Linked DNA regions of Homo sapiens: region 2 is linked to region 1. The links are chromatin loops, found by intact Hi-C in ENCODE. Cell type or tissue: mammary epithelial cell. All regions are shown on one strand. Each heading gives the region's core, and the rest is flanking DNA. Links, peaks and the distances in the headings are about the cores only.

Region 1 (12,202 bases), core at 2,043-10,042:
GTCTCATGATTCCGACTAGAGAAAAGGTTTTGGATGATTCTCTACATCATCTTTACTTTTATTATTTCATGATTCCTAAGAAAGAGAAAAATGACCAATTTCTCCTTCCTTAGCCCACATTTGCAGGATGGGCTGTATAAATGCCACTTAACATTTCCTTCCACTCCTGAAAGTGCAAACAAGGAGAGAAAACCACAATGAGAACAGCAACTAAATTGTTCCTTTACTGACTAAGCTAGAGGAGGGATCCATTGCTCAGCTGCTGAGGGGAGAAGGAGGCGAAGCATGTGTCTCCTTGTCATGGAAAGGAGAGGGTATTAAAAATGCTTTGACTGAAAAGCAAGTGCACTAATTGATTGTTAATGACTGCACAGCCCTAAATGTCTGGAATTTGGTTTAGATTCAATGTAATTTGACATTTGCCAACCATTATTAAATCCCTTTGATGCTTTCCCTGTGCTGTGCTGATGAGCAGCTGATTGGCTCTTGGGGACAGAAAATGTGAATGGTTGGGCACCAAGTCAACGGGGTGTCTGGAAGACAGCCAATTCACCCACACCCCTCAGCCTCCCCAGGCTCATTGCTGTGGCATTCTCCATGCCTCGTTCTTCTTGGGTCCCCTTTCCTGTTTCTGCCAGCTCTATTCTCTTCTATCCTCATTCTCAAAATTGCATTCCTTTTCCAGCAGCAGTTCACTTTAAAAGCAAAATGTATCCTCTGCTCTATTGGCTGCTCCAACTCAGACGTCAACATCTCCTTGCAAAGAACAAAAATGTACTACAATTGTATCAAGGTAAAAAGATTAATAAAAAAGATGTAGAGGGATTAGATGAAACCCTGTTGGAAAAATCATCGCTGTGGGAATTTGAGAGTTATCAGGCCTCTCCCTCTCTCTCATTTCATTTCTCCTTTTCTTTATATATTTTCTCTTCCTTCCACAAACGAACTTCCTTGCCTCCTCACCCATTGCATATGGCCTAATGTCACTTCTATCATAGCTGCCTCTAAACTTCCTTAGTCCCAGGCTCTACAGAACCTGTTACCTGGCTCCCCACTGACACGGTCTCTGGGTCCCCATTCCAATTTCCCATGAGAAAGAATTTAATTGGCCAGGCTCCCAGGTGGCTGAATTGGCTGTTGCTCTGGGACAAGGCCAAGGCACATGTGTTTATCCTTCCAGAACCAAGGCTGAACCATAGGCAAGAAGGAAAAGATGGGCAGCTCAGGTGTGCTTCCTCAGTGCAATGCAAGAGGCTTCCTATTTATTTTGGGGTCAACTCCCTCAGAATATTCAACACAGCCTTGCAAATAGTTCTATTTTGTGTGTTTATAATTTACAGTGTACGCCAACTCTTGCATTGACCCACTCACTTTTCCAGAACTACCAATTGTTCCTCATCCATACTTCTGCTGCATCTTCTTGCAAAAGTCTTAAGGGGTAAAAAAATTCAGAGCACTTTTCAAGACAGTGAATCAAGAGAGAATCAAGAGGAGAACTAAGAGGAAAATCAAGAGGAAAGCTGCATAATGAAGAAAAAACCCCACATTATTCCATTACAGTGAGGACAAAGATGAGTTTTCTTATTGCCAGGTGTGAGGCAACATGGTGTACAGGCAGAAATGATGGTGGATGAGGAGTCAGGAAGCATTGTCCTAGCTCTAGCTGTGCCTCTGGTGAGCTTTGTGACCTGAGGCACATTGCTTAGCCTTTCTGGGCCCCATTCTTTCTTTCCTAAAACATAAAAAGAATGGATTAACTGAATTTTAAAGTTCTATTCATAAATTCTGTGATAATATAATTTCCAGAAATATTTGACATAAAAATTATAGAACAGCAAAATAATTTGAATGGTCCCAGAGAACTGTTTATCTTTTCCATCGTTCTTTTCATTCATTCAACAAATATTTATTAGGACTGTTTTACATGCTGGCAATCTCTGTGCTAGGCTCTGAGTACACAAATGACAACAGATACAATCTTCCACAGAATGCACAATTGAGCACATGAAGGAAAATCTTTATCATCTACATTGTAGTATCTCCGGGGTAAGCCTTCGTTTTACATTTAATGCTGCTTTCTCCTACAAAACTGATGACATGTGGCTTCTCTTTTTCTTGCCCTAAGTGACTGCAGACTTCAGTCTCCTGGGGAAGCCCTTGGAAACCCTAACACCCTAACTGCTGCAGAGAAACATGGACATGGCTGGAGAGAGACACTGGGCCTCTTTTCCATATCCTTCTGTGTCAGATCTTTCCAACAGGACTTCCTCTTCTGGTTTAGAATAACTTCCAAAAACATCAGAAGCCCTATATTGCAAGATAAATGTAAAAACATGGTGAAGCACAACCAGACACTAATTATGAATTATCCGCCATGTTTTCCATCCAAGCTGTATTAATTAGCTCCTGGAGATGATTTTAAGAATTACACGATTTGATTCATGGACAATGAGGGAAGTCAGGCCTGGCACATGTAACATGCTTGATAAGTGCTGGCTGTCATTATCTTTACTAACAGAAATTCTCATCATTCTGGGGCGGGGGCGGGGTGTTTCTGGATCTGAAGGTAATCATGGTTCTTGGAGAAATGCGCACACTGCTCACGCTCAGCCCGAAGCTTGGACTGTGGCCTCAGCTTTGGGGTTCAGGACAAGAAAGACAATGGTGGGGATCTCCATTTGTGGCACTTGGCCTCTCTCTTTCCCTTCCTCTTCTGCAGCCCCCCAAGTGCCGTGTCCCCCACTCCACACAGAGCCAAGATGCCCCTTAACAGGGGGATCCTCAGCGAGCCTGGGGCAGGTGTTTCCCAGGTTCCATCCTGCTCTTTGTCCGGAGACTTCATCCTTGAAAAGCTAATCAATGCACTCTCAGAAAACAGAACCCCGGTGGGAATGTTTGCCATTTTCTTTGCTAAGTGTTAGTTTTTCCATATTAGAGGTCTGATTTCCTGCAATTCTTGGAGAGCACTGGGAGGAAGAAGGGTGAGGAAATTGGGCCAGCGGCGCAGTGATTAAGCGCCCGCTCATTTCTGTCCCCTTTCCTTCCCAACAGCAACAAAGACCATTTAGGCCTCCCTGCCTCAGTTATTTTGGTATAGAGAGAACAATGGCATTGTTCATGTATTCTAGATGGTCTGAGCAGAAGATTCAGCTCTTTCCCCTCGGTTCTGTCACTCACCAGCCGTGTGACTTTCCGGGGGCATCGCCTCCCTGGGCCAGTTTCTTCAGCCGTTTAAAGGAGACAACACTTGCTTGTTCAATGACTTGGATTTCCTTCAAAATAAAATATCAGGAAAGTCTAACATACTATTATTATAATAAAAGACTTCTGTCTTGGGAAATAGCACTCAGTGAGAGTTGAAGAAAAGAGAGAGAAGCTGAGAGAAAAGGGAAAGGTACCGAAGAGTGTTTCAGCAGAATATTCTGAGCCATTCTTCCACCCGTCCCCCATCTCTCTCTAAGGGGACCTTTATATTGGTTGTCACAAACCAATCACGGGTGGTAGTACTTCTAGTACTATAATAGTAAAGCTGATTGGGTTGATTTGACTTGGTTATTTAGATTTTTAATAACAGCTCTAACAGGCATAAAATAAAGAGAAAACAATTTATCAAAGTAATTACTAGCAAAGCTAGGACAATAATGGTGAACTATTAATAGTGAAAGCTATACCCATTTTGGTTGTTATGTTACAGCTCTCCAAGATCTTTAACATCTTACCTCATTTAAGAGTCATAATAAATCTGTGAGGTCAGGAGGGTAGATTTTCTCTAAGCCCAACTCCCTATCTTATCTGTTCTTTGTTTTTTGAGTGAGGAAACTGAAGCCCAGGGAGGTTCAGTCCCAGCAGTCCTAAGCTATAAGGCTAAGGTCAAAACATCACTCTCCTGTCCATTCTCTTTCTCACCCACTGTGTGCTACCAGCATTTCATTAAGCAATTTTTACCCTACTGTAATGGGATGTCCAAATATTCGGTTCACTTAATAGATGCTTATATTTATAATTGAGTTATAAATATCCTGAAGGTTTTTTCAGAGGGTAAGTTGAAATATATTTTTAAGTCCATTTTTAAAGCTAAAAACACAACTACATTTTTGTGTTTGGTCACTTATAAGGTCAGGCATTTCTGTTTAGTATTGTAAAAACTGTATGACACAGGAATTGGGATTAGGATTAATTAATTTACTAATTTAACTAGTGAGTAGACAATGAGCTAAAGATTGTGCCAAACGCTAGGGATTCCAAAGATGCACAAGGCAAATTCTATTAGTTAGAACTGAACATTTATGTTTACTTATTTATTTTTGGTGGTGACAAAAACTCGAAGTGGTCTATGCACAATGGGGAGTTCATTATAAGGACTCTAGGGTATAATTTATTATAGGGATACTAGGGTGTCTTTGTGCAAACCCTAGCAGTGAAACATGACTTCTAGAATGGGGGGTTCAAGAGCTCAGGACCCTCCATCTGAGCTCTGTTCCCCTCAGTTCATTTATTTCATTCTTCTATTTCTAAAGACTTCCATTGATTTTGCCCTTATTGTCAGAAAACAGGGCTACCAATTGCTCTGAAATTTCTTGCTTCAAAACCAGAGAGACTGAATTCCTTTTCTCAGTTCCAATTCCAGAATTCCCGAGGAAAGCCACTGATTAGCCCTGGACCAGGAGCTCACCAGATAACTCTGCCCTGTGGGGTGGGATTCTCTGCTTCTGTCAGGTGCCTACCTCCAACCCATCAGCAGGGGCAAGGTGTGGGGTCACACTGGACTAGGATGGTGGACCCTATGATAACCACATGGGTGTAGGTGAACAGGAGCTGTTACTGGAAGGTGGAGGTGAGGAAGACAATCCCATGAACACTGGACAGTCCCTACCCTCCTGAAGCTCCCAATCTAGTGATCTATAAACAGATGACACTATAATGTTAACATAAGCTAGATTTGAGAAGTAGATCACAATATTCAAAAAACACAGAAAAAGGAACAATTACTCTGCTTAGAGGGAGGAGTCAGGGAGGCTGTATAGGGAAAGTGAGGTTCAACCTGAGTCTTGAAATAGAACAAGAAAATCATCAGTGAGGAAAGGGCATGGCGGGCAGAAGAAACTGTGTGTCTGGAAGCTCAGAGGCATGGAATCCCAGCATGAATGAGTGAAAGAATAAGGCTGGGAAAGAAAACAGAGCTCTCTATCCCTTTGTACCTGTGACCCATCCACTTTCCCCATCCTTTAAGGAGCAAACGAGGTCCTAAAATAACAGAAACATGTTTCATGGAACCATTGGCTTTTCAGAGCATTTTTATGAATTCATTAGTTTCACACAATTTTGTCTTATGATGTGGAATTCCTGATTCCCTATGATGTAGGTAGTAAGCACTCTTTTTTTTTTTTTTCATTTCATTGATGAGAAAAGAAATTTTTAAAAGGTTGTGACTTGGCTGTCATTAGTTTAGTGTTAGAACTGGAACTAGAACCCAGGTTTTTTGTTTTGTTTTTGAGATGGAGTCTCGCTCTGTTGCCCAGGCTGGAGTGCAGTGGTGCGATATCGGCTCACTGCAGCCTCTGTCTCCCAAGTTCAAGCAATTCTTCTGCCTCAGCCTCTCGAGTAGCTGGGACTACAGGCACACTCCACCATGCCCAGCTAATTTTTGTATTTTTAGTAGAAATGGGGTTTCACCATATTGGCCAGGCTGGTCTTGAACTCCTCACCTCGTGATGTGCCTGCCTTGGCCTCCCAAAGTGTTGGGATTACAGGCGTGAGCCACTGTGCCCTTCTGAACCCAGGTTTTTAATATACAACTCACTTCTTTCAGCTCCCTCCTCCAGGTTTTCCTTTAATGCCAATTTAAGGGATCACATCTGTGTCACTAATAATTCGGTCTGTTATGAAAAACCACTTGGATGGTCCCCAAATAAGTTGTATATATTTTACTTTGGTCAGCTATTTAAAAAATCTTCTAAAACATCCATTAGAGAAAATCATCTAAAAGAAGGGATTCTTGTCATCTGGAGTGGGAAGGAAGGGAGACAAAAATGCCATTTCAAGAACTAGCTTATTCCTAAGATTCTTTTGTTATAACAAGTACGTGCAGGTTTAAATGAGTCACATAATGTGTAAAATGAATGGATGATAATTTTTTCACCTTACAAAAGGATTGCCTGCTTGCTTTGGAAGCCACATGAAGAAAGGGAATGTATCACATTTTTGAAGAGCTAGAATTTGTCCAGTGTGGTCTGCTGTGCCTGGTACATTATAAGTGCTCAATAAATGTTTGATGAACAAACACAAGGAATTTTTTTACAAAATAAGGTCACAGTATAGATCTTTGATTAAAAGCAAGAGTCAGATACACTTGGGATCAATTTTTGGCTGTACCACCTACTAAATGTGAAGCAATTGGCAAATTATTATCTAGGCCTCTGTCTCCTTAGCTGTAATATGGAAATAATAATGGTACTTAGTCTCAGTGTTGTTTATTTGTTGAATAAATATTCATTAGGTAAATATTTATTGGGCATCTACTAGGCTAATATGCACTGTTCAAAGTTAAAGGGCATATATTTCAGAAAGCAGAGGTGACAGGGTTCCTAGACAATAAATAAGGAAAAAAATCTGTGAACAAGTTAATTAAAATTGTGATGCAGTGCTGCAAAGGAAATAAAGAGGGTAATGCAGACTTGACAGTGAGCATGGGAGCACTTGAGACAGAACGATCAGAAAAGGCTTCCCCAAGGAGGTGACACCTGAACTGAGATCTGAGGAGAGGAGAGTGAGCATCAAGGGTAGAGTTTTCTGGGCAGAGGAAGCAAAAGCAAAGCCCAGGGAGGAGACAGGAGTGCAGAGCTGGAGGACAGAGAGGAGTCCGCTGGGGACTGAGCAAACAGAACAAATGTATACTTGGTGGAAGAGAGGCTGGAGAGTGGCCAAATAATGGAGTGCCTTATAGGGCAAGGTGAGGGATTGCTCTAAGAGCAATAAGGAGCCACCGAGGGATTTAAACAGAGGAGCAGCCTTATCTGATTTACATTTTTAAGCAAACACTCTGTCTCAGTAAAGAGCATCAGCATCCACCAAAGTGATTATGTGAAAAACTTGAGTCCCTCTTGGTTCCTCACTTCCCTCTCCCCGCCATCAGCAAACTCGGCGAACCTGCTCTCTAAAATATAACCTAAGCATCTTAATTTTTCTCCACCTCTACTAAAATCACTTCCATCTGAGCTACCATCTCTTGTCTAGGCTATCTGCGATCCTACCTTAGACTCTGTAAGTTTGAGAACTTATTAGATTTTCAAAGCGGGAAGTGAAGTAGGCAGTTGGACGTTTAAGACTAAAGCTCCGTACCCTAAAACTTAAAGTATAATAATAATTTAAAAAAAAAAAAGACTAAAGCTCAGGCTGGATTACATACGATAACACATATAAAATACCTGGCAAAGCACCTGGCTTCTAGAATGTTCTTAATATACGTGGTCTTTTTTTTTTTTTTTTTTTTTGGTAACACCCATTCTCTCAGTGCATTTTGACAAGATAAAAACATCAAGGGATTTAGAGCAGAAGATTTGGGTTCATGTCTTAGTTTAAAAGAAACATGGCTTTGGACAAGTCCTAATTTCCCTGAGCCACTATTTCCTCGTCTGTGAAATGAAGATGCTGAACACTTGTTCTTCCTATTATGCAGGGCTCTTGTGGGCTTCAAATAGGATGATAGATGTTAAAATGCTTTGTAAGCTGAAAAGCAACTTTTCATGAGCAGTCAACTGTACGAAATTATATGTAATTCACTTTCCCTGTGTATGTGACCTCTCAGGTTCCTATACTGTAAGGAAACATTATAAAATATATTTCCTTATAGGGCACTGGGGTCTTTAGCTTACAGGAGTCCCAGATTCTTTTTTTTTTTTTTTTTTTTGAGACGGGGTCTCTGTGTCACCCAAGCTGGAGTGCAGTGGTGCAATCTCAGCTTACTGCTACCTCCACCTCCTGGGCTCAAGAGATTCTCCTGCTTCAGCTTCCTGAGTAGCTGGGACTACAGGCGCCCACCACCATGCCCAGCTAGGGAGTCCCAGGTTCTTGAATCTCAGCCTTATATGGCCCAAACCAGCACTGTCCAAAAGACCATTCTGCTAAAATGGAAACATTGTATGTCTGCACTGTCCAATAGGGCAGCCACTAGCCATTGTAGATACTGAGAACTTGAAATATGGCTAGTGTGACTAATAAATATTACTTTTTCTTTTTAAATTTTACTTAATTTAAACTTAAATTCCCAGGTATGGCTAATGGCTATTGTATTGAAGAGTGCAAGTCCAAATGCTCTACTTTCTTGGGTCCTTATCCGTAAAACAAGAACCCAGTAAAATCTTTTCTAGTTCTATCTATGCCTCTACATGCACAGTTTAGAAATAGATAAGCCAATTTGGATAGAATAAGGGTTGAATCCTGAGTCGCTTTCTTTTAAACTCTCAAGTTTAATATAACACTAGACTTTTTTTAAAATTTGATATCTTATTTATTTATCAACAAGAGGGAAGACTTCAAAACAATGGCAACACAATCGTAAGTAAAAGGTCATCCTGGAAGATGAACTATTTAAGAAACACATTCTCCCGGGAGTTATATTTGGGTATCAAGTCGATTACTTGTTCCAAAGTGAATATCCTTCATTTCTCATCAAGAAAGATCACTAGAGAAAAAATATTTGGAATTGAATAGATAAACGAATGGCTGCCACGGGGGTTGTTTATATGATGCTGTCAGTTGTGAGGTCACCGGGGCTTCCATGATGAAGCTGGCACTAATTTTGTTTCTTTATATAAGAATTGTGTTCCTAAACTGAGTATTTAGAACCTAAGGTGCAATCTAATTTTTTAAAATAGACAGAAATGGAAGGCAACATGATTGAAGTGTTTGGGGAAAAAGTGGGAACTCAGAAGAAAGGAACCCCAAGACAATTGAAAGGACTAAAGACGAGAGATGGAGAGAAGTAAGAAAATCTTCTGAAAGGAAGAAATGAATACAGTACTGAAATCAAGAAGACAGAGAGAAAACAGATTGGGGTAGGTGGCATGAGGATCAGAGAAGAAATTCCAGATTCATTTGTGAAAGACACCAGGAGCTAAACTTATCTATGGGGGAAAAAAGGAGCAAAAATGAGGAAGACCAGAAAAAAAAATTGCTTTGGAAAGAACGATAGTGACAAGGTAGTGAGGACATGGAGGAGGGACAGCTGTCATCTCATTTAATTAAAAAATTATTAATGGAACAGACGGGATAACCACACTGATCCTTTACAGATAAGATGCTACTATAAAATTTCAGATAATAGCAGTGGAAGGCTGAAAAGTTACTGAGAGCAAAAGTGGTAAGAATGCTAATTTAATTGATAATAACATTATACTTAGCACAATGCTTAGGAATTTAAAAATCACACATTAAATACATTTAAATGACTATGGTTATCATCTAATTATGGTTGTTTAAATAATGTAATATAATTAAATGCTTTAAAAAAAAAGCCCTAGTACTTTTAAATGATCACTCTCACATTCTGAATTCTCCTTGTGAGCATTTAGTGTTCAACACTGCAGTCCTGGTGGAGGTAGTATTATCCTGACAGCCACACCTTTCCAAACACATGAGGTTGTTGGGTTAGAAGAAGATAAATATCAAACTTAGCTTCAGAATGCCTTATCATTATTCTCCATCCCTTATTCTTCCATTATCAGAACAGGTAGCTTCTCTCCTCAATTACTTTGTCTCTTTCCTCTCTGTTCCCTCACCAAGCAGGGTTCCCTAACATGTCCCCTTGCCCTCATCTTAAGACAACGTGGCATAAATCCTGCTGGGCTAAACTTGAAATAGGTCATCCAGGTGCTCAGCTATACAAATGTACTTCACAAAAAGACGTCTGAGTTTGGGAATTGGAAGCCAAGAACCATAGACTTGAGGCTGTGACCACATTGCTGACGATGGTCGGAGGTGAGAAAGGCAACACTTTGCTCTCCTGACTCTTTTATGGTCAGTCAGTCCTGGAATTTTTCTTACTTCGAGTAACAGCCTCGCAGTGGGTGGAAAGAAAAAGACAAAGCAAGTCACTTATTTAAAAATACCTTTATTTTAGCTGATAATACATGAGTGTTGTAAATTGTTTAGAAAAAAAATACAGAAAAAGTTAGAGCTCTTATAACCCTACCCAGAGACAATCACAATCAAAAATTTGATGCATCTGTTTCCAGAAATCAACATATATACTAACATAAATGTGATATTATCTATGGACTGTTGTATAGGATTCTTTTTTAACTTCATGTGCAGTGGCCATATTTCACATCAATACGCCATACTTCATTGAATCAAAAATACATGTAATTGTAAGATTATGTGCCCATTAAGAAGGAAAAAAATTGCTGCTGATTATAAGTGGCAGATTCCTTTGACTATAAGACACATCCTTATTTCAGAGATGCTAAAAGAATAAAAAAGCATCTTATAAATGATGAAAGACAGTATTAAAAACCTACCTTCACCTTTTTGACAGCTGCATAATATTGCATTGTATGGCCATATCGTAAATTACTTAACAATTCCCCAGGATTGCACATTAGTGTTGTTTCCAATATTTTCATGAATTTCCTTAATGTATATCTTTGCACACTTGTTAGGTTAACTTCCTCAGTCTGAATTCCTAGAAGTAGAATTGATGGATTGCATGTTAATTCGCTCACTGTAGCCATTCTACAATGTATACACATTTCAAAACAACATGTTGTACAAGATAGATATATACAAATTTTGTCCATTTAAAATTAATTAATTAATTAAAAGAATTGTACAGATTATTTCATCACCCAGGAATTAAGCCTAGTACCCATGAGTTATTTTTCCTGATCCTCTCCCTCTTCCCACCCTCCACCCTCTAATAGGTCCCAGTGTGTGTTGTTCCCCGCTATGTGTCCATGTGTTCTCATCATTTAGCTCCCACTTATAAGTGAGAGCCTGCGGTATTTGCTTTTCTGTTCCTTAGTTAGTTTGCTAAGGATAACAGCCTCCAGCTCCATCCATGTGCCTGCAAAGGACAGCCCCATGACATGAGTTCACCTATATGACAAACTGGCACATGTACCTCTGAACTTAAAAGTTGAAAAAATTACAATGAATTATAACTTTCCTTTGCTAAAAAATGTAAAAGAGTCGATGAATTAAATAAGTATGTAAATCTTGTTTACACCAGATGATACTGGTTTGCATTCCGACCAGTTTTGTATCAGAGTACATAGTTCCTCAGGCTCTCAGCAATTGTCATACTATTAATACCCACTTATGCCTAACCTGGACCTCAAATAAGAAAAGTCCAAAGCTATACACCTCATTTGTCACTCAATATTATTCTTGTCTTTTGTCTTGGCATTTCTTATATTCAAGAGACTTCAGGAATTTGACATGATGATGTCTGTAGATGATTCCCTAATAATCGACAAAGCCCAGATCTGTTTACTTGTACAGAGCTACCTTTAACAACAGGGGTGTATGTGATGATCTACATTATTACTCATTATCTTTCTGACAGTTAGCAAGAAAGCCTAAACAAAGATCATGAATATTTGGATGTGACTTAATAGCACCAGGAACTAGAAGTTAGGTTTTAGGCTACTTTCCTGAAATCTTGTTTATTTTATCTGAAATCCCTGAACCCACACTGTGTACTAGGTTGTAGAAACACAAAGATGGGCAGCTTAACAATTCTGTCCTGGGAACCTACAGTCCAATGGGGGAGATGAGATACACTCATATATAAAGTTATAGAACAATGGAAGACAAGTTCATCAATTTCATAAGACAGGATATTATTTAGCGTCAAATGCGCAGACATGAAGTCCAGAATTTGAATGAAATCTGGAGTTAGAATGCCCTACCCTCTGAGAGGCACCAAGCCCAGTGCTAATGTGCCGTGACCCTCTGGAAGCACAAAGATGACACATGGTCAATCCCTTTATAAGCAGCATCTGTGTCCTGTACCGTCCCGCAGGAGTCTGCGGCATGTCAACAAATGCTCAGTCTTTTCCTGGAGCACCAGAGGCACAGCTGTACCAGTGTCCTCTGTGTCCTGGAGGGGAGGAGCAGGACCATTTGACTCCAGATCCTTTTTGGGAAGAGTGCCCCTAGGGCAAGACCCACAGTCCTAGGATACAGAGAGTGCACAACTGAG
Region 2 (12,202 bases), core at 1,603-9,602, 49 kb after region 1:
AAGTGGGAAAGGGGTTGGGGCACAGAGATATGAGATCGGGGCATGGAGATAAGGGGTCAGGGTGCAGAGATATAAGAGGTTGGGGTGCAGAAGTAAGGGATCGGGGCACAGAGATATAAGAGGTCGGAGCACAGAAATAAGGGATGGGGCACAGACATACGAGGTTGGGGTACCTGCCCCTCCCCCAGAAAAGTGGGACTTGCCACTAAGGGTGAAGGAGAAGGGGTTGAGGGGTTCTTGCCTCTCCCCCAGAAAAGCAGAGAAGGGGTAGAGACACGGAGAGAAGGGATTGGGGTACTTGCCCCTCCCCCAGAAAAGCAGGACTTGCCGCTAAGGGTGAAGGACCAAGGCAGGTGTCCCTGCATGGTCTGACACCTCTGAAACGTGGGTGAATAATCAGAGAGGTGTCCCTGCAATGACTAAACACCAAGGGAAGGCTGCCTTCCCAGTCTGTGACCGGCGCCGGAGTTTTGGGTCCATGGATAAAATGTGTCTCATTTGTCTCTACCAGAAAATGAAAAGAATTGAAATTAAGAGAAGGGAGAGATTGAAGAGTGGAAAGGAGAAAGTGGTTGAGGGATAGTGAGAGAGGTTGGAGAAGAGAGTAAGAAGAGGCTGTTTACCCGATTTAAAATTGGTGAGATGTTCCTTGGGCTGGTGGGTCTGAGGACCTGAGGTCGTAGGTGGATCTTTTTCACACGGCAAAGAGCAGGAGGACAGGGGATTGATCTCCCAAGGGAGGTCCCCTGATCTGAGTCACAGCACCAAATTTCATGCGCGTCCGTGTGAAGAGACCACCAAACAGGCTTTGTGTGAGCAACATGGTTGTTTATTTCACCTGGGTGCAGGTGGGCTGAGTCCGAAAAGAGAGTCAGTGAAGGGAGATAGGGGTGGGGCCGTTTTATAAGATTTGGGTAGATAAAGGAAAATTACAGTCAACGGGGGGTTGTTCTCTGGCGGGCAGAGTGGGGGTCACAGGGTGCTCAGTAGGGGAGCTTTTGAGCCAGGATGAGCCAGAGAAGGAATTTCACAAGACAGTGTCATCAGTTAAGGCAGGAACAGGCCATTTTCACTTCTTTTGTGGTGGAATGTCATCAGTTAAGGCAGGAACTGGCCATCTGGATGTGTATGTGCAGGTCACAGTGGATATGATGGCTTAGCTTGGGCTCAGAGGCCTGACACAGGTAACTGTGGTGGAAATGTGGATGGCAGGGATCTTCCACTTACCTTTTCCCTCACAGTGTGAGTCTCTCTTGGCTCTGAGTCAATCTGAGCTGGTGCTTTGCTTTCCTCTCTATGCTGCCATCCTGAGTCTCTGTGCCTCAAAGGGTCTTCATCACTTTTTTGCTGAATTCCAGTGTTCTCCCCCAGACACTCTATTGAACATGTGATTGCCTGTTTGTTGTTCTAATTGTTCTTCCTGGAGGAGGTGAGTGCTGAGTGCTTCTAGCCAGCCATCTTGATGACATCTCTTCTCAATTAAATTGTTATTCAATTTTGATATTAAGGATATACTGGCCTCATGAAATGAATTGGGCAGTGTTGTGGGTTGAATTATGTCTCTCCAAAATTCATGTTACCTTCTTAACCCTCAGTACCTCAGAATGTTACCTTATTTAGTGGTAGGATATTTACAGAGATAATTGAGATAAAGTGAGGACCCTAATCCAGTATGACTGGTGTTCTTACAAAAAGGGGAAATTTAGACTTGAAGACAGAGAGAACACCATGTGAACATAAAGATGGTCATCTACAAGCGGAGAGAGAGACCTGGAACAGATCCTTCCTCACAGTCTTCAGAAAGAACCAATCCTGCCAACGCCTTGTTTTTGGACCTCTAGCCTCCAGAACTGTGAGACAATAAATTTCTCTTCTTAAGCCACCTGGTGTGTGGTACTTTGTTAGAGCAGCCCTAAGAAATGCACGCAATTGGCTTTCCATTTTTCTGTTTTGGAGCTCAATGTATATATAACAGAAATTATTCAAAAGCAAGCATTTAATGTATTATCAGCATATATTTTCTTTCTTGTATAATTTTTTGTTTTTGTTGGCATTCATAATTGTTTTTGCTTTTCTACTTGCTTAGTTTTGTAGACACCGAATACCAATTCATCCCTAAAATTTCTGTCACCAGCATGTCTCTTCACAATACATTTAAATATCAAATAGTCTAAGAATTTATTGTCTTGAAAGCATTTCTCTCAGAGCCTCTGACCTTTTCCTCTAACATGGACTGGTTGCTCCCTAGGTCTGCCACATGACAATCATTCCAGGATCTCTTCCCCCCATTAACTAAAGAATTTCCTTGGCCTCTCTCCCATGATGGAATCCCTGTTTCCTGAATCACACGTCTTTTTCTTTCTTAGTTGACTGTTTTTTGTGGAACACATACGGCAGTAGCACAGAACAAAGGGTACAAAGGATATATATTTTTTATTCAATTATGGGAAATTCATCACCATTACATTTAAAAATTCTTTCTTCTGTTCATCTGGAAACTGATTTCTCTCCTTTTGTGACTCATAATTGATGGAGTCTGTTACTTCTATTTCTATCTTCTATATTACTTAATTTTTACCTTTTTTCTTCCAACTCTTACCCTTTCTAGTTCCTGTTAGGGGACCCCTTGTATATAATGTTCTAGCTTACTAATTTTTACTTTAGCTATGTTCATTCACTTGCTATTTAATCTACCCATTGGGTTCCTGATATTTTGAACTATAACATGTATCTAACTTTGGATGTTTTGTTTCCCAGTCCCAATAATCTACTGAGCTCCATTATTGCCCTTAGGTAGGGCCACCTCAGACTGGCACTGACCTGCCTTGAGGCAGCAGTAGATGGACAGAAATATGCCCCCAAGATAATGTGGAAGAAAGCAAGCCATCCTTGAGTTCTTTCCTTTTCTTTGGTTTCTGACCTTCTTCCTTCCAAGGCTGTTCTTCTTAACTACTTTTGGTCTCCCCAAGGGCTACTTGCAGTTAACGGTAAATAATTAAGGCTCTGTATTCCTTCCACCTTCTGACCTCTCCTGTAGCATCTCCAAGGTTAAGTTGTAGTAGAGTGGGGGTAGCCAATAATGTGTTAACTCACTATCTTGCCCAGACTGTCAAGCCCAGATGATCATTTCTTATTTTAATTCCAGGACCCTTATTAAGTAATTTAATCTCATTAAGCTTTTTTCTTCCCCGTGTGTAAATTGAGAGTAATAATACTTGTTCTAAAGTTTAAAGGAACCTTGGGAAAACTAAAATCATAAGATTGAGAATTATGAAATTTCTTCACTGTACTTAGAAGTGGTTCTAATTATAAAAATTTCAAGAATCTATTGTCTTGATGCCAAAACATTGGAGAAACAGGCTCTTTTCTGGCTCTTGGTCTCACTTTCATATCAGGAGAGGAGATCCTGACCTAGGGGATGTGCCATGGGAGATATATCAGTTATGGCCTAGGCTTCAGGGACAGGTGGACCTAGGTTTGATTCACGGATCTGCCATTTACTACTACAGCAGTCACCTTTGTATCTCCAGGGCCTAGCACAGTTCCTGACACATGGTAAATCTCCAATAAGCGTATATTAAACAAAAAAGATTATTTAGCATCTTCAAACCTCAGTTTTCTTCTCTTAAAAATGGTAATAATAAATTCCTACATAATGCTTGGCGAATAGTATGTGTTCAATAAATATTAGTTCTCTTTCTTGTCTTTCCCTTCATGTGGTTTCAACCATAATGTTACTTAAGTAGCTCATTATGTCAGCAGCCAAAGAAACTTGTGCTAACTTGCTGTTATTACTTCAATGCTCAGAACAGAAGAGGGAGGACGATCATCTCCAGCTGTTATACTCATATAATAATTTCCTGAAGAGTAAATTATGAATGAACCCAAATTACAAAATGCAACTCAGAGTCTGCATCAGGTTAGAAGATACATTAAAGCTAATGAAATATCTAATTTGAAAGCAGATTTTGGAATCTGCAAAGCTAAGGAATTGGCATGATCTGAAACAGGATTCAAAATTTATTTAATTCACAATTTCCTGATGTTGCCTTTTGAAGGGATGCTGATAAAAAATGTCAGATGGAGGCTGTGCTCAGTGGCTCACACCTGTGATCCCAGCATTTTGGGAGGCTGAGGTGGGTGGATCACCTGAGGTCAGGAGTTCAAGACTAGCCTGGCCAACATGGTGAAACCCCGTCTCTACTGAAAATACGAAAATTAGCTGAGTGTGGTGGTGGGCGCCTGTAGTCCTAGCTACTCAGGGACTACAGGAGAATTGCTTGAACCCAGGAGGCGGAGGTTGCAGTGAGCCAAGATTGCACCACTGCACTCCTGCCTGGGCGTGACAGAGCCAGTGAGACTCAGTCTCCAAAAAAAAAAAAGTCAGATGGAAATCTGACCTAGTCTTATTTTTCAGTTAACTGATTTATATTGTTTATTTTTTGTATCAGAATTGGCTTGGATACCAAGACTTTCCATTCAGGGTACAGAATTCAAAAAGGCAAATACTAGAGAAGCTTAAGTTTTGACTTCTTCTTCAAGAGACTTGGTAGTTAATTGAGAGATTTCATTATATTTCTTTTTCCTCCCACAGATGCTTTTAAAACAATACAGAGGAGAAATAAGATCAAAGCCTGAGCTGTTTAAGACAAGTCATCCACATCCCTGGTCCAGTTAGGCTTTGATTTTCACATCATTGCTTCCAGCTAATTGTAGTATTTTCAGAAAGACAGTGTAGCAGCATACTTGTTTGCAAGCAAAAGGAATGGATTATGGTTAACTTACATGAAATGAGAATTTATAAAGGATGGAGAGAAGTATGATTTAGGAGGACTCACGGAATTAAAGGGAAAACTGAGGAATAGGACTGACTGAGGAAAATAAAGGAAGCAAATTGTTTTAGAATTCCCAGTTTTGGCCAGGTGAGGTGGCTCAAGCCTGTAATCCCAGCACTTTGGGAGGCCAAGGCTGGTGAATCACCTGAGATGGGGAGTTCGAGACCAGAATGACCAACAGGGAGAAACCCCGTCTCTACTAAAAATACAAAAAATTAGCCGGGCATGGTGGTGCATGCCTGTAATCCCAGCTACCTGGGAGGCTGAGGCAGGAGAATCGCTTGAACCCGGAAGGCTGAGTTTGTGGTGAGCTGAAATCGCGCCATTGCACTCCAGCCTGGGCAACAAGAGCAAAACTTTGTCTCAAAAAAAAAAAAAAAAAAAAAAAAAAAAGCCCAGTTTCAAGATTTACCTAACTATCTCACCAGGCTCTGGTGCTAAGATGGGCAAGTGCCACTCTCAAGATATATAGGATGGAGGCTCCTTTGACATAGTGAGGTTTATAAAACTGCCTTTGCAAAAATTATAACTGAGAAAATTATGACAGTGAAAGACTTCTGACATAACTGACTCCACCTTGCTTCTAACCTCCAAGTTGTCCTTGTTCATTCCTGGGCATAGACTGAACTAACTATGGGAGGAAATTAGTTTATAGTTTAACTTTGAAACAAAGACAATAACAGCCCTTTCCCAAAACAAACCCCCTTCCTGCCTGGAGACTAGATTGCTTTTACAGGACTAACAAGTTAGCTACAAGATTAGAAAATATGGTTTAGGAGTCATGCAGCTGGAGGCTGCAAAATTCTGAACCTCTCTAGATTGCTCCTGGGGATAACATCACTATTGTAAAATCTAAGATCAGTGCTTGAGATATTTTGCAGATCCTGTACTCCATGGTTCAGCTGGTACCATGCAGAACAATAAACTAGCTCATCTGGTCTTGTGAACCCTACCCAGGAAATGACTCAGTGCAAAAGACAGCTTCCACTCCCTATAATTTCATCTCTGACCCAATTAATCAGTACTCCCCATTTTCCAACCCCTTATGCACCAAATTGTCCTTAAAACCCTGATCCCCAAGTTTTGGGGGAGATCGATTTGAGCAATAATAAAACTCTGGTCTCCCATACACCTGGCTCTGTATGAGTTGCAATTCTCTACTGAAATTCCCCTGTCTTGATAAATTGGCCCTGCCTAGACAGGGGGCAAGGAGAGCCTGTTGGGTGTTACACTTCCACCACTTATCAAGGGGATGGGGAGGAGCCTTCATTTATAATCCTACTCAGACTACACACCTTGTGGAAGATACATGTCCCCTAAAGGGAATTGGGTTTCTGTTGCGGAAAGAAGGGAGGATGGATTCTGTATAATAATAATAAAAGAACAATTATCCACTATACATCATTCCCAAATGCATTTTAAAGCGGGAGTATTTTATTTTACTTATTTTATTTTTATTTATTTTTGTGACAGAGTCTCATTCTGTTGCCTAGGCTGGAGGGCAGTTGTGCAATCTCAGCTCACTGCAACCTCTGCCTCCCAGGTTCAAGGAATTCTTTTGCCTCAACCTCCTGAGTAGTTGGGATTACAGGTGCCTGCCATGACACCCAGCTAATTTTTGTATTTTTAGTAGAGATGAGCTTTCATCATATTGGCCAGGCTGGTCTCAAACTCCTGACCTCAAGTGATCCACTAGCCTTGGCCTCCCAAAGTGCTGGGATTACAGGTGTGAGCCACTGCACCTGGCCAAAGTAAGGGTATTTTAAATCAAAAAGCCTCTTAATGAGCTCATGACTAAGTTTAAAAGTCAAATGTCAACAAGTCATGACTTAAAATTAGTGTTCTCTTATTCAAATTATTGGGACTAATTTGAAGAAATGCATAGTTTTTGTAGATTAGATTAAAAATAGGAGTGATGGTCGGGCGTGGTGGCTCACGCCTATAATCCCAGCACTTTGGGAGGCTGAGGTGGGCAGATTACCTGAGGTCAGGAGTTTGAGACCAGCCTGGCCAACATGGTGAAACCCCGTCTCTACTAAAAATACAAAAATTAGCCGGGCATGGTGGCACATGCTTGTAATCCCAGCTACTCAGGAGGCTGAGGCAGGAGAATCACTTGAGCCCAGGAGGCAGAGGTTGCAGTGAGCCAAGATCATGCCACTGCACTCCAGCCTGGCTGACAGAGTGAGACTCTGTCTAAAAAAAAAAAAAAAAAAAAGTAGAAGTGATTTCTCTGAAGAACAGTATCAGGTAGAGAGAAAAGATAGTAGTTGTAATGGTGAACAAGTGGACCTTCTGGGCTTCCCTACTAACCTATTTTATAATCAAAACTGAGTAATTCAATTTACCGGCTTGCAAATCATTAAAAAATAAATAAATAAAGGGGCTTGCAAAAAATCTGCCTGGCCGGCAAAATGTGCTTGGCTGTCATCTACATTTGCCAATATTCCTCTTGATCCCTATGGCTTCATGGACAAAGTTAGAACATACAAATTTTTAGATATGTAGCAAGCATACTCAAACATCTCTCCAACATGTCTTCCTGAGACCTAGGTCCCCTACCAATACACACACAAAACAAACAGAAATGTCGAGCTATAGGGAGAAGGAGGTGATTGCTTTCTCATGAGTCTTGACATATTTTCGTTCCACCCACAGCAGGAGGCAGGAGGTGATTTTTGCAAATAAATTAACCTTTGTGCTCTTCAGGGTCAATAATACTTTCTCATTTTACTGGGGAGTTTGAATTATTGACTAGCTTGTGACTTTATTCCCTAGAAGGTGAATTAGAGGGATTAATGTTTTGGAGTTGTGTTTAAGAAAAAAAAAACACTTATATCTTTATACCAAATAGTGAAAAATAATTCACTTATATCTTTATACCAAATAGTATTTTGCTAGTATTATTTTATTAGTCCTGGCAGCTTTTTGCAGAATGAGATAGTGATCAAAATTTCTACTAATATCACTATCTAGTGAGGCACAGGGAAGGTAAGTGGCTTTCAACATCACAGAGCAAACTGGTTTCAACCCATTCATAGAATCTTCTAGCACAAGCTGGCCCAAGATAGGACACATCAAGTGTCCTCTGGTTCAGCATCTACTTTCTCATGATAGCTAATTGCTAAGACCATGGGTGCCAATCTTAGCTTCCAAATCAAGTGCACGCCAACTTTTTAGGCCTATTTTAACTAATTGTGCCTTTAAAATCAAACTTATTTAGAGCACTCTGAAAAGGAGATAATACATGATTAGATATTTCAGTACTTTTTTGAGAGCTTTGAAACCTATTTAACTCAAGAAAAAAATATTTTGGAAGGCCATATTTGAATTCTTCATTAAGACAAACAGCAGCAACAACAAAATACCTCTGCAAGTTGAAAAAATCCTGGTGACGCAGAATAAAAAGTGGGAGGCTTGGAATTCTAAATGAAAAATTCCAGCTCTGTCTCTTGCTAGTTGTGGACAAATTACACATTTCCTCTTAAAGGTTCACTTTTCCCATCTATAAAATGAAGAAAATATATATTGCAGGTTTTGCAGTGAAAATTAAATAATGTTAATATATGCAAAGGACTTGCGAACTTTCCTGTATACAATTTGAATTCAACAAACAACAGCTATTAGAAAAGAGAACACAAACCTTGCTTACAGACTAAAATGACCTGGGACTTAATATCTGTTTGCTCTTTTACAGGAAGTAGATCTCCAAGTTCTTTTTCTTTTTGTGACGAGGAAATGGGTTCAAAATAAATCTCTGGTTCTTCCTACACTCTAAGAAAACCCCCCAGGAAAGAGGTTTTTTTCCCCTTCTTTCCAAGGTCAGATTATTTTCCTTTTCTCCCCCAAACCCCTCCCCCTATACCTACTTCTCTTTTACATATAAAAAATTTTGTTACTTTATACCTTTTCTCTATAGTATGTGTGTTATGCCTTCTTTCCTCCCATGAAAGAAAGATAGTTGATGTGATGATGCTTTTCATTCACTAAAGAAAGTGCTAAGTCACCCAGCTAGAGGGTCTGAAAAGGTGACACTCCTCCTATCAGAATAGCCAATGGCTAATAACCATCACTCTAACTTTAGGTATAGATTATTATTATTATTGAGCGTATTGCACCTTGGCTGTTTGCCCAGTATGTCCTTGCTAACTCAGGGTCACAAAAAAGAGTAATTCTCTGCCACAACTCGATAAGACATGAGATCTGCATGATTAAAATGACCTTAGCATTTGGAATCCTGAAATAATGGCACTCCAAATTAAATTAAGAATGGGTTAGATTGCTTTCAGTGAATAATTGCCATTACTACACACCATTCTTCTTGCTCCCCTCCAAAGTCTTTATTGATTTCATTGTTGCTCAGATGCTGAAGATATCTGTCCTATTGTTTGGAGGAATTTAAGATCCTTAGGAGGACTTAGCAAATTAATGGAGGGAGGCTGAAGGAACAAAGAAAATGAGGTGGTACACACACACACACACACACACACACACACACACACACACACACACACTGAAGAGAGGTTGTTGTAGTGGTAGACAATTTCTTTGATAAAGCCAGAGCAGAATTCTTTGTTCAACCATCCCTTTCTGGGTGAATGTGCTTAGTCAAGACATCAGGTCACTGGCCCTTGGACAGCTCCCAGTCATTTGCCCATCAGTGACTGCAGTGCCCACACAGACCACTTTCATAATTAAATTCCAAAAATTCCTGTTCTGAATCACCCAATAATTGACTACATTTGTATTTGGAAGTCTTTGCTGATGAGAATAAAGCAGCATGCAATAATGCTTTCAGTTTCACCATGGTTTTATTACCTTATTGGACCACTAGGGACCTACTACATTCCCGGGGGGGACACTTTTCTATTTAATTAACCTGCAGACATTTAGCCTAAACAGCAATAAATAATAGACAAATACTCCCCTTCCCCCTATTTGTCTCTTATGGAGAATTACTACTACTAATAACAAAATAATTGAAATCCAAAATAAAACCACACAGCCAGGGAGGTGGGTAGATGATGGGGAGGGTAGAGAGAGAAGCTTCAGATGGCTAATTGGGGACAAGTATATACTAGATATGGTGAAATAGTGTTTTCTTTTGCTTTAAGCTACTAACTTGGAGGCACAGAAGAGAATTAGCTACTTTCATAGGGAGGATTTCAGGAGTTCCAGGAAGGGACCCTGCCAGGCACAGCCTCCTTCTAACCAGCACACTGAGCCTTTAACCAGAAACAAAGCCATTCTTTCTATTGTTGCATAGAAGGCCTGGAATGTGAAGTCCCCCCAGGCACATGAAGGAGGGGATGATGTAAACTTAACAATGAGAGGCAAAGGACTGATGTCACATCCTCTCCTGAGAGCTGATTTTTGATGATGAAAAGAGGAAAGAAAGTCTTGGACTTTGAAGAGGCATGGGGAAGAAAATGGTCTAGCATTTTTTCATACTTTACAATTTTGCCTAATACTGTTTTGCTTGTAAATCAACCCTTCATCCTCTGAAAGGAAGGCTACAAATACATGGATATGTATTAAGCATTTATTGTATGCTAGGTTCTTTCCCACACAGTATTTCATAACACTACTGCAAGATAGGATTCCTAATCCCCTTTTGCTGAAGAAGAGATTGAGGCCAGGATGCATAAATAAACTTATCCAAGATCAACTGGCTTCTAAATGGCAGAGCAAGGATTGGAATCAAGGTCAGCCTGATTCCAAAACTCAGATGCTTTTTACTTCTACCATGATAGCTCATAATAGAGCCTGATCTAAACTTTGGAGATAATTATTTTCAAAATGCAAAGCAAGTCAAAAATTTGTCATTGGCCTTGGAATATTTTGTTGAAGGGAGTCAGAAGGATTAAATTCATTTTTATACATGAGACTTAAAAACGATATGTGGGGACCAACCCAAGTTTCTACTGCAAAGCAGAAAGTATTACTTTTAATGGCAAAAACTGCAATTACTTTTGTAACAACCTAATAAGGATTTAGTGGATCTGGATAATATGACCAGCTGCCTATTTGACCTCTCCTTTTGGGTTTCCCTTAGGCACTTAAACTCAATCTGTACACAACTGAACTCATCGTCTTTTATCAGCCCATCACCCGTTCGCCTTTCCTGTTCTAACTTATTGCCTGTTGTATTGTTTTTCTTATTTGATGGGCACTGACATTCATCTTTAGTCACTCAAGACAGGAACCTAGAATTACTTCTACTTTTCTCCTTCTACTGTACTGACCTACTCTGCCCACCATGGCTAATCAGTCCTATTGTATATACCATCAAATTTTCTAGCACTTTTCCTCTTCTCCATTACCAATGTCAACTCCTTGGTTGATATCCTGGTCATTTCTCCACTGTATTCGTGCTATAATAAACTAAACTGAACTGGCCACCGCATTTCACCCTCCCTTGCTTCTCTATTCATATTCAAATTGATGACAGGTTGGTTTTCTCTAAAACTTAAAAGGGATGAAAGAATGAATGACAAAACAAAAACGAGCAATTTAGAATGAAATCTACTCTCAAGTACAAATAGTATAATAGCAACAAATCAGCTAGAAAAAAATACAAGCTGTGTATACTCCTTTAAATTGAGGTAAAATGTACACACAGATATAAATCTTTTCTTTTTATTATACTTTAAGTTTTAGGGTACATGTGCACATTGTGCAGGTTAGTTACATATGTATACATGTGCCATGCTGGTGCGCTGCACCCACTAACTCGTCATCTAACATTAGGTATATCTCCCAATGCTATCCCTCCCCCCTCCCCCCACCCCACAACAGTCCCCAGAGTCTGATGTTCCCCTTCCTGTGTCCATGTGTTCTCATTGTTCAATTCCCACCTATGAGTGAGAATATGCGGTGTTTGGTTTTTTGTTCTTGCGATAGTTTACCGAGAATGATGATTTCCAATTTCATCCATGTCCCTACAAAGGACATGAACTCATCATTTTTTATGGCTGCATAGTATTCCATGGTGTATATGTGCCACATTTTCTTAATCCAGTCTATCATTGTTGGACATTTGGATTGGTTCCAAGTTTTTGCTATTGTGAATAATGCCACAATAAATATACATGTGCATGTGTCTTTATAGCAGCATGATTTATAGTCCTTTGAGTACATACCCAGTAATGGGATGGCTGGGTCAAATGGTATTTCTAGTTCTAGATCCCTGAGGAATCGCCACACTGACTTCCACAATGGTTGAACTAGTTTACAGTCCCACCAACAGTGTAAAAGTGTTCCTATTTCTCCACATCCTCTCCAGCACCTGTTGCTTCCTGACTTTTTAATGATTGCCATTCCAACTGGTGTGATATGATATCTCATTGTGGTTTTGATTTGCATGT

What was found. Peaks named below come from ENCODE experiments on the same cell type or tissue, not always from the same donor. Only the 100,000 strongest peaks of a DNase experiment are listed, where the experiment ranks them.
Region 2: a loop joins it to region 1, with 2.1 times the contacts of the local background. A loop is called at or near these places in 2 of 110 quality-filtered maps.

What each region holds. Positions count from the first base shown.
Region 1 is chr2:207,055,287-207,067,488 of GRCh38, reverse strand. No RefSeq gene overlaps it. Among named protein-coding and RNA genes, the nearest start is that of MIR2355, 49 kb to the left of the region's middle. In mammary epithelial cell, for the core only: no CTCF peak of the experiment used is centred there; a DNase peak (open chromatin) is centred at 6,108; H3K27ac peaks cover 388 bases.
Region 2 is chr2:207,006,197-207,018,398 of GRCh38, reverse strand. No RefSeq gene overlaps it. Among named protein-coding and RNA genes, the nearest start is that of CPO, 73 kb to the right of the region's middle. RefSeq lists a silencer at 9,940-10,234. In mammary epithelial cell, for the core only: no CTCF peak of the experiment used is centred there; DNase peaks (open chromatin) are centred at 3,768 and 5,748; H3K27ac peaks cover 904 bases.